2 separate regions of the Homo sapiens genome follow, and region 2 is linked to region 1. A link is an interaction called in ENCODE POLR2A ChIA-PET data of the cell type or tissue named here. Cell type or tissue: GM12878. All regions are shown on one strand. Links, peaks and the distances in the headings refer to the core of each region. The heading gives the core; the rest is flanking DNA. Region 1 overlaps ZBED4 (zinc finger BED-type containing 4). Region 2 overlaps BRD1 (bromodomain containing 1).

Region 1 (5,376 bases), core at 98-5,097:
GAATGGTATAAAGAGGTTGCCTCATCTAGAATTTATGCCCTCATCCTTCAAACAGTTCATGAGAGGTACTCACAGCTGCTATAATCAGCAAAGCTGAATTCCTTGAGATCTATTCATCCTTCCTTGCTAGAAGACCTGATACATGAAATACGAATTTGAAAAACTCTAGCTAACGTGTGAAATCATCAACCCAGACGAAAAGCTGAATAGGAAACGGACCACAGTGGCTCCTGCATCTGAGAAGGGAAAGGCGTCCTGTGGGTGAAAACCGCTTCCAGCCCATCCTCCTGTCACCCATTCAATGCCCCGTCCCCAAGTGATGCTGCGCCGTGCTGGAATGCAGCCAAGAGGAGACAGTCACGGGACCTGACAGCCAAGAACCGTGAGATTCCAGCTATGGTAAACGCTGGAAGTGAAGGAACATGGCGTTACAAAGACAGGAGAGAGCAGGGCAAGACGGAGAACAGGGGCAGGAGCTGTAAGGGTGTAACTGAGCCGAAGCTCGGAGGACGATGGAGTCATGTGGGGTAGGAGATGGAGCAGTTTACTAAGGAACTAAAACCAAGTAGCAACAAAAGCATGTTTTCAGTAATATGGCAGCATAAATATTCTATAATAAAACCAGACTCTAGAAAACCTCTAACAAACTTTTTTTGAAGAGACGGAGTTTTACTGTCACTTAGGCTGGAGTGCAGTGGCGTGACCACAGCTCAGTGAAGCCTCGACTTCCCAGGTGTGAGCCCTCCTCCCGACTCAGCCTCCCAAAGTGCTGGAGTTATATGCGCGAGCCAATGCGCCCACCACAAACTTACTTTTTAAAGTATTACTGGGCATGCCAGAAAGTGGGAGAACTCTTCAAGGGACACAGGGAGTGGCAAATGGGCAGGAGAGGTGCGCCATCCCTAGCCTGGTCAGCATGGGTCACCCCCACAGGGAGGAGCTGAACCCGACATTCCTCCACCATGCAGGAACCAAGAACTGAAGTCACCACATCATGTATTTTCTAAACCAGGGCATTTCTGAGAGTGAAAGGGAGCTATTAATAATACTGCTGGGGAAACAGGCTTAAGCCAAACCTATCTGTAGCAAAGCAAGATGTATGGTTGCCCTAAAAAGTGTTCCAAGGTTAATAAAAACTGCTAGCTCCCACCAGAAATAAATGCAGGTTCTTTCTGAAAAGCATTCCCAATAAGTTCTACAAAGTACAGCCAGATAAAAAAGAAAAATAAAAAATTAACACAGGCCAGGCACAGTGGCTCATGCCTGTAACCCTAGTACTTGGGAGGCTGAGGTGGGAGGATCGCTTGAAACCACAAGTTTGAGATCAGCCTGGGCAAAAAAACAAGACCCTGTTCTCTACAAAACAAAAAACAAAACAAACAAACAAAAAATGCCAAGTATGGTGAGCCTGTAGTCCCAAGCTACTCAGGAACTCAGGAGGCTGAGATGGGACGATCACTTGAGGGCAGGAGTTTGAAGACTAGCCTGAATAATAGTGAAACTCTGTCTTTACAAACAAAATTAGCCAGGTGCGGTGGTGCGTGCCTGTATCTCAGCTGCTTGGAAGGCTGAGGAGACATGATGATTTGAACCCAAAAGTTTGAGGCTGTGGTGAGCTATCATTGTGCCACTGCACTCCAGCCTGGCCAACAGTGAGATCCTATCTCAAAAAAACAGCAACTGTATTTCTACAGATGAATTAGAAAATGAAAAACAAATTTTTTTGAGACGGATCACTCTGTCGCCCAGGCTGCAGTGTGCAGCGGCACGATCTCAGTTCACCGCAACCTCCGCTTCCTGGGTTCAAGTGCTTCTCCTGCCTCAGCCTCCCAAGTAGCTGGGATTACAGGCGTGTGCCATGACACCCGGCTAATTCCTTTTGTATTTTTAGTAGAGACGGGGTTTCGCCATGTTGGCCAGGCTGGTCTTGAACTCCTGACCTCACGTGATCCACCTGCCTCAGCCTCCCGAAGTGCTGGGTTTACAGGCCTGAGCCACTGCGCCTGGCCAGAAAATGAAACATTTTTAAATTCCACATATAATGTCCAAAAGCATGCATGAAAGCATGAAATAAGATAAAATTTTTAAAATATGCTTGTTTTAGTATACAGGTACACAAGTATACAGGTCTTAAAAAGAAGACCTGTATACTGAAAGCTGCAAAACACTGCTGAAATTAAAGGCTTTTAAACAAATGGAGAAATATACCAAGTTCATGGATTAGAAAACTCAATGTTGACATCAGTATTTTCCCAAATTGACCTATAAATTCAATATGATCCCAGTCAAAATTCCAAAACGCTTTTTGCAGTAGCTGATAAACAGAAGTCTAAAATTGATATGGGAATACAAAGAATCAGGAATAAATAAAATTATTTTGGAAAGAAAGAACAAAGCTGGACTCACAGTCACTTCCACTTCTAGCCATGATGAACAAAACAAAGGAAACCAGGTTGACCTCAGACAACTCATAAGCCAGACGCCGTGCACGAAACGACGTTTTCAGACGCTGAGAGAGAAGAGAAAGCACAGGACAGTGATCACAGAAGTGTGAAAGCTAAAGAGGGAGCCCCACCTGCCCTCGCTCACGGCGGGGCTTCCAGGCTTCCAGGCTGCGGGGCGGGGAGTCGGAACTTGGCAGAGCCCGGTGGTCTCGAGCATGTCCCGAGCGCGGGAGAGGAGGGAGCTACGCAGACCTGCGGAGGTTCCTCGTGTCTTTGGCTGAATACTGATCTGCATCTGCATTTGAGGAAACCACCCTCAGAGAACCAAAGGGGAAAAGAACTGCCAGGGCTCCCTGGAGGCTGGGAACAGCTTGTGTTTCCACCACCAAGAGTGAACAGCAAGCAGGGTCAGAAGGGTCCGGACTGAACAGTGGGCTTCACAACAACGGCCGCTCTTTTAAGCCGTGTTAGGAGCCACCCGAACACAGCTTAAACGCCAGCCTCAAGAGGAGGAAACGGTCTATGATTAACTTTACTACAACCTAAAACAAGTCTCAACAGCATTTAAAGGAATATAACAAAATCCTGCACCCAATAAAGTAAAATACAAAATGGCTGACAAAAACAACCAGACCTGCGATGAAGCGGGAGAAAACCACCTCTGACCAGGAGAAAAACCAACCAATAGAAACAGGCCCAGACACTGACCAGGAGAAAAACCAACCAATAGAAACAGGCCCAGACACTGACCAGGAGAAAAACCAACCAATAGAAACAGGCCCAGACACTGACCAGGAGAAAAACCAACCAATAGAAACACGCCCAGACACTGACCAGGAGAAAAACCAACCAATAGAAACACGCCCAGACACTGACCAGGAGAAAAACCAACCAATAGAAACAGGCCCAGACACTGACCAGGAGAAAAACCAACCAATAGAAACACGCCCAGACACTGACCAGGAGAAAAACCAACCAATAGAAACACGCCCAGACACTGACCAGGAGAAAAACCAACCAATAGAAACACGCCCAGACACTGACCAGGAGAAAAACCAACCAATAAAAACAGGCCCGGACATAAGACAAATAATAAAATTAGTGGACAAGGACATGAAAACAGCTATTGTAAGAGCGGATATAGTGGTGTGTGCCTGGGCAACATGGCAAAACATCGTCTCTGCAAAAAAATACAAAAATTAGGCTGGGTTTGGTGGCTCACACCTGTAATCGCAGCACTTCGGGAGGATGAGGCAGACGGATCAACCGAGCTCAGGAGGTTGAGACCAGCTTGGCCAATATGGCGAAACCTGGTCTCTACTAAAAATACAAAAAAATTAGCGCGGCGTGGTGGCGCGTGCCTGTAATCCCAGCTACTCGGGAGGCTGAGGCAGGAGAATCGCTTGAACCCGGGAGGCGCAAGTTACAGTGAGCCGAGATTGCGCCACTTCACTCCTGTTTTTTTTTGTTTTTTGTTTTTTTTTTGAGATGGAGTCCCACTCTGTGGCCAGGGTAGAGTGCAGTGGCGCGATCTCGGCTCACTGCAACCTCCACCTCCCCAGTTCAAGTGATTCTCCTGCCTCAGCCTCCTGAGTAACTGGGACTACAGGCACGCGCCACCACACCCGGCTAATTTTTTTGTATTTTTAGTAGAGACGGGGTTTCACCATGTTGGCCACGATGGTCTCTATCTCTTGACCTCGTGATCTGCCCGCCTCGGCCTCCCAAAGTGTTGGGGTTACATGCATGAGCCACCACGCCTGGCCCACTCCCGGCTCATTTTTTTTATTTTTAGTAGAGACAAGGTTTCAGCATGTTTGCCAGGCTGGTCTCAAACTCCTGACCTCAGGTGATCCACCCACCTCGTCTTCTAATTCTTTTACTAGTGTATTTTGAAGAGCATAAGTTTTTACTTTTGATGAAGTCCACTTCACTCATGTGTTCTTTATGGATTGTGCTTTTGGGCTTGTACCAAAGAAATCTTTGCCTAATTCAAAGACTTTCTTCTGTGTTGTCTTTTAGAAGTTTTAAGTTTTATATTTAGATCTCTGAAGGATTGAAGTTCATTTTTTTGCACATGGATGTCTAACTGTTCCAACACAATCTGTTGAAAGGACAATCCTTTCTCCATGAAGTGCCCATGTAACTTTGTTGAGAATTGGTTGCTCGCATATGTGTGGATCTATTTCTGGATTCTCTATCGCTCCACCAATCTCTTCTTCGGTGTTTATACTGACCACGTAACCCAGCTGTTCCACTCCCAGTTATTATTACTCTTGAGAAATGAAAGCCTATCTCTGTATGAAGACTTTTTTTTTTTTTTTTTTGAGACAGTGTCTCACTCTGTCACCCAGGTTGGAGTGCAGTGGTGCGTTGGCTCACTGTAACCTCCGCCTCCCGGGTTCAAACGATTCTCCTGCCTCAGCCTCCTGAGTAGCTGGAATTACAGGTGCCTGTCACCACGTCTGGCTAATTTTTGTATTTTTAGTAGAGACGGTGTTTCACCACGTTGGCCAGGATTGTCTTGAATTCCTGACCTCAGGTGATCCGCCCATCTCGGCCTCCCAAAGTGCTGGGATTACAGGCATGAGCCACCACGCCTGGCCTCTGTATGAAGACTTACATATAAAATTCACAGCAGCTTTATATGTAGTATCTAAAAACTAGAAGACAAATTGTGATACAGCCCTACAATGGATCATTATGCAGCAATAACAAAAGAATGAATGGATACACGCAACACGGATGAATCTCGAAACAATCCTGCAGAGTGCGGGAGGCCAAAGGGCAGGTCTGTGCTGGCGGGAGGAGGGGCCACGAGGGGCAGAAGACACAGTCAGGAGGGATGTGTGTGTCCATGCCACCTGCAGGATGGGTTTATGGATACACAAGCATGTCCATATGAAGATTCATATGCAAATGTTCACAGCAG
Region 2 (5,376 bases), core at 277-5,276, 68 kb after region 1:
CTGACCTAAGGTAATCCGCCTGCCTTAGCCTCCCAAAGTGTTGGGATTACAGGCATAAGCCACTGTGCCTGGCCTAGATTTGTTTTAATTGAAAAAGCTGAAGCAAATAAAAATTGTGCTGGGGAAAACTCTGAGTGCTCAGAGCATGGGCTGCGTTTCTCACTGGCCTCACCGCACCTTCCTCTGCACTCAGACTCTCCTAAAGATGCTGGCATTTACTGAACTAAAGGTAGCATTTCGCAGAGCAGGGCCGTGGGCCATGAACCACAGTCATCTGGCCATTTAGACAGCTCTGCCCTGCCCCCGGCGACTTGGGTACCCAACCATGTCATTCCCACCCCTAGCTTTGTGGGGCAACGTTCCTCTAGGCCGGGTTCTCTTCCCTGAAGCACCCCAGGCATGTAGAAGATGTTCTCAGCAGAGGGGAGACACCACAGTGTAGCTGATTTCTGTCTCTCTTCACTTTCACCATATTTACTTACTTTTGGTAGAAGTGGGGTTGAAAATTTATGTGAAGTTTTCTTTACTACTGGGGACAGCGGGGCAGATTACTGCCACACATAATCACCTCTGCTCCAGCCTAGGTGCTACCTGCTGGAGGCGATGGTGGCTTTCCTGAGAGCACCTCCTGGGCTCGGGCTGGTGGGGAGCTTGATTTTACCTTTTTATGTGGAAATAACTTCAAATTTACAAAATATTCACAAAAATAAAGAGAGCAGGGACTACCCAGGTGCTCTACATAGAGTTGCCTGTTGCTGGGGCTGCGTCCTCTTTTGCACACCCTGCCCCGTCGGAGAGGATCCCAGATGTGGCCCTTGCCCATGCACGTCAGGCATGTGAAAAGAGCAGGTGTCCCCTGGCGATGGGCAGCAGGCTTTGTGGTGCCCCAGCCTTGGTGCAGGAGTCCCCTGAGGTGAGATTCAGGGCTCTGGCCGGCTGGTCTCATGTGTTTCCTGAGCGATGGATGTGGGCACGGCGTCCTCCACCTCGCACCACCTGGCATGGGGTCTGCGTGTGTGTCATGCCAGGGTTCTGGGCCTGCACCGGGGGCTCCTGCCCTGCCTGTGCACTGTTTGTCGGGGGCTTGTGCCCGTGGGTGAGTGTATCTTTTCATTTTTAGTGATGTCTTTAAAATATTCTTTTTTAGTTTGGAAATCTTTGGAGAGAGCCCCCTGTTCTTTCACTCAACTTTAGAAGTTATACGCACCTGGCCAGCCTCCCCTCTCCCATTCCTTCCATTCCATTGTTTTGAAGCGAGTCCTGGCCATGGAATTCCGTTCGTGCACCCGTCAGTGTGTAAAGGTTCTGAAAAGCAGCCTGAATTTTCTATTGTCTGATGAACCGAAGTTTGTTCATTTCATCGTACTCCTCAAATTTATCACCCTTTCCCCATGTGGCATGTGCATGCTGGGTCTGCTTGAAGAAACTCGTCCCCACTCTGCAGCCGTAAAGCTGCTCCCTGTATTTCCTCTAGGAGTCTTTACAAATTTTTTTTTTTTTTTTAAATGGAGTCTCACTCTGTCACCCAGGCTGGAGTGCAATGGCACAGTCTTGGCTCACTGCAGCCTCCGCCTCCTGGGCTCAAGCGATTCTGCCTCAGCTTCCCGAGTAACTGGCATTACAGGCGCCTGCCACCACACCTGGCTAATTTTTGTATTTTTAGTAGAGATGGGGTTTCGCCGTGTTGGCCAGGCTGGTCTCGAACTCTTGACCTCAAGTGATCGCCCACCTCGGCCTCTCAAAGTGCTGGGATTATAGGCATGAGCCATTAATGGCTCCTGGCCAAAAATTTTTTTAATAAAAATAAAAGGCTGGGTGTGGTGGCTCACGCCTGTAATCCCAGCACTTTGAGAGGCCAAGGGGGGCGGATCACGAGGTCAAGAGATTGAGATCATCCTGGCCAACATGGTGAAACCCCGTCTCTACTAAAAATACAAAAATTAGCTGGTCGTGGTGGTGGGCACCTGTAGTCCCAGCTACTAGGGAGGCTGAGAGGCAGGAGAATCGCTTGAAGCCAGGAGGCAGAGGTTGCAGTGAGCTGAGATCATGCCACTGCACTCCAGCCTAGCGACAGAGCGAGACTCCATCTCAAAAAAACAAAAAATAGAGATGGCGTCTCACTGTGTTGCCTAGGTTGGTCTTGAACTCCTGAGCTCAAATGATCCACTCACATCAGCCTCCGAAAGTGCTGGGATCATAGGGGTGAGCCATGGTGCCCGGCCACCTCGAGGAGTCTTGAGCCCTCCTGGAATTGCTGTTTGGTGTGAGGTTGGGTCAGGCCTGGTGAGTCATCTGGGTTGTGAGCCAGCCTGCTTGGCCTCCTGGTCTCAGGCCAGCTGTGACCTGGACCTTGGGCCACCCAGCAGCTTTGTGCTGAGCCTCAGTCTGCGGTTGGGAGGGCACCCCTTGTCTCCAGAATGGTCCTGGCGTGTGAGGTCCTTGGTGCGTCCGTGTACAGTGGGCGGCACCTTGTCTCCAGAACGGTCCTGGCGTGTGAGGTCCTTGGTGCGTCTGTGTACATGGGCGGCACCTTGTCTCCAGAATGGTCCTGGCGTGTGAGGTCCTTGGTTCGTCTGTGTACAGTGGGCAGTAGCTTTAAAGTTCCTGCTTCACCTTGTCAGACTTCTGGTTAGAGTCCTCCCGACATTAGTGTTCCTTTAGGAAGCTTGGACTCTTTACACCGTTAATTACACTGTTAATTTCACTTAAACATGGAGGTGGCCCAGTTTGCTGCCCATGTAAGACTACTTTTACTTTTTTGAGACAAGGTCTTGCTCTGTCGCCCAGGCTGGAGTTCAGTGGCATGATCTCAGTTCACTGCAGCCTCCACCTCCAGAGTTCAAGTGAGTCTCATGCCTCAGCCTCCTGAGTAGCTGGGATTATAGGCATGTGCCACGACTCCTGGCTCTCTCTAGGACTTCTTTAATGTCATAATAGAAGCTGATGGTTTTCTCCATAAAAGTCTATTAGATTTATTTCTAGGCACTTGTTAATATAGTACTTCTTAAAATTAGCATTTTTGTTTTTAGCTATGTGTTGTAGATGGATACAACATGTTGTAAGATTCTTTTGGATCGTCTTTGTGGACAGTATCTGTGAAGAATGACTCCTGCCTCAGTCTCCCACTTGAACCCAGGAGGTGGAGCTTGCAGTGAGCCGAGATCGCGCCATTGCACTCCAGCCTGGGTGACAGAGCAAGACTGTCTCAAAAAAAAAAAAAAAAAAAGGAGCAGACTGTGCTCCTTGCCATAGGATTTTATCCATGTTCTTTTATTTCTGCCTCTCAAATACTGTTTAATCTTAACGTATTTTTAAATTTTGTGTGATTTTTCTGTTTTTGAGAGGAATTTTTGATATGTTAATACTATAGATCTTAGTATATTTTAAAAACTGATGATGTTTGATACATGCCAAATCATGTGTGGACCATAAATGTAAATAGCAATGCCCACAAACCCACCCATAGCCTAGGAATTGGGAGACTCAGCACCGCCGGCTGAATTCGCCTGTGCGGTGTGTCCCATTCCATCCCTGTTCTGCCGCCCGTGGGGGAATTTTGTCAGCTTCACTGAGACACTTAGTACCCTCCCCTTACCTGTGGTTTTGCTTTCCATGGTGTCAGTTGCCCATGGTCAGCCATAGTCTGAAAGTATTAAATGGGAAATTCCAGCAGTAAGCAGTTCATAAGTTTTCAGTTGTGCACCATTCTGAGCAGCGTGATCACAGTCTCCCTGTCGTGTCCTGCCTGCCGGGAGCGTGAATCTAACCTTTGTCCAGTGCACCCACGCCGTGCAGCTGCCTGCACCTTAACCCGCTTAGTAGCAGGTACCAACATCCAGGCTGGCGCTCGGTCCTGTTCCAAGTTTCAGGCAGCCGCTGGAGGTCTTGGAACCATCCCCCTTGGTTAAGGGGGGACTCTTGTCATTCACACACCATGAAATTTACCCATGTGAAGTGTACAGTTGAGTGGATTTTAGTTCACAGAGTTGTGCATTTATCACCACCACCAATTTTAGAAATTTTTATCACCTCCAAAGGAAACCCTGTGCCTCTTAGCCATTACCCCAACTTCCCACCTTCTCATCCTCCCCCAGCCCTGGCAGCCACCCATCTGCATCCTGTCTCCGTGTATTTGCCTGTTGTGGGCATTTCATAGAAATGTGTTTTTTTGTTCTTTTATGAAATGTGTTTTTTTTGTTCTTTCACTGAGCATGTTTCCAAGGTCCATCCATCGTGCCCCCTGGGTCGGTGTGCCATTCCTTTTCACGGCTGCGTAATGTTCATTGTATGGATAGGCCACGTTTAAAAAAATCTGTTCATCTTTTGATGGATGTTTGTTTTTTTCCTACTTTGGAGCTATTATGAACAATGCTGCTCTGAACATTTGTGTAACAGTTTTTAGGTAGTGTGTTTTTATTTCTCTTGGGTATATTCTAGGAGTGGAGTTGCTGGGTCATGTGGTAATGCTGTTTAGTATTTTGAGGAAGTGCCAGATTGTTTTCCAAGGCAGCTGTACCCCTGTATATTCTCAGGCGCTGTCCTTTTGATGATACCCATTCCATGGTGCAGGGGCAGCGATCGCTCGGGGGTTTTGCTTTGCAGTTCCACAGTGGCTGAAGATGTTGCCTGGCCATTTGCATATTTTCTTTGGAGAAATGTCTGTTCAGATCTTTGCCATGTTTTCATTGGTTAGCTGACTTCTTACTGTTGTCATAAGAGTTCTCTGTTCTGGGTACTAGACTCCCTATTAGATACATGACTTGCAAATACTTTCTCTTCATTCTGTGGGTCATCTTATTGTTTTATTCAGTGTTCTTTGAAGCACAAACATTTACAAGTTGGATGGAGTCCAGTTTATCTGCTTTCTCTTCGGTTGCTTGTGCTTTTGGTGTCACATGTAAGAAGCCTTTGCCTAACCAAGGGTCTTTTAATAGGAGTTTTATTTATTTTTATATGTGCACATATATATATATTTTAAGAGCTGGGGTCTCACTGTGTTGCCCAGGCTGTTCTGAAACTCCTGGGCTCAAGCAATTTTCTCGCCTTGGCATCCCAAAGTGCTGGGATTACAAGTGTGAGTCACCGCGTCTGGCCACTGTTTTCCTATATATGATAATTTCTACCTTTACCTGATAGCAGTCTAGAAGCATGTGGGGCTTGCTTGCTTGCTCGCTCGCTTTCTTTCTTTCTCTTTCTTTCTTTTTTAACCAAATTAATTTTTTAAACTCTTGATATCCATTGCTTGTGCTGTGGGCAAAGGACGTGACCTGCATGGTACGCATTCATTCTTTGATGCTTGTTGAGACTTTATGGCCCAATAGGTTATACATTTTTTATAAATAGTCCATCTGTGCTTGTGAATATGTGTGTTCTTTC

The links. ChIA-PET counts read pairs that join two places held together with the same protein. Peaks named below come from ENCODE experiments on the same cell type or tissue, not always from the same donor. Only the 100,000 strongest peaks of a DNase experiment are listed, where the experiment ranks them.
Region 2: POLR2A ChIA-PET joins it to region 1 with 9 read pairs; 9 of 35 experiments call an interaction of 5 or more read pairs at or near these places.

The regions. Positions count from the first base shown.
Region 1 is chr22:49,877,697-49,883,072 of GRCh38, reverse strand. All of the region lies in intron 1 of ZBED4 (zinc finger BED-type containing 4), which reads right to left. It also overlaps a transcript of ALG12 not described here. Among named protein-coding and RNA genes, the nearest start is that of ZBED4, 27 kb to the right of the region's middle. RefSeq lists an enhancer at 1,084-1,313. In GM12878, for the core only: no CTCF peak of the experiment used is centred there; DNase peaks (open chromatin) are centred at 1,022, 1,502 and 2,492; H3K4me3 peaks cover 2,875 bases; H3K27ac peaks cover 2,885 bases.
Region 2 is chr22:49,809,955-49,815,330 of GRCh38, reverse strand. All of the region lies in intron 2 of BRD1 (bromodomain containing 1), which reads left to right. Among named protein-coding and RNA genes, the nearest start is that of BRD1, 15 kb to the left of the region's middle. In GM12878, for the core only: no CTCF peak of the experiment used is centred there; no DNase peak of the experiment used is centred there; H3K4me3 peaks cover 442 bases.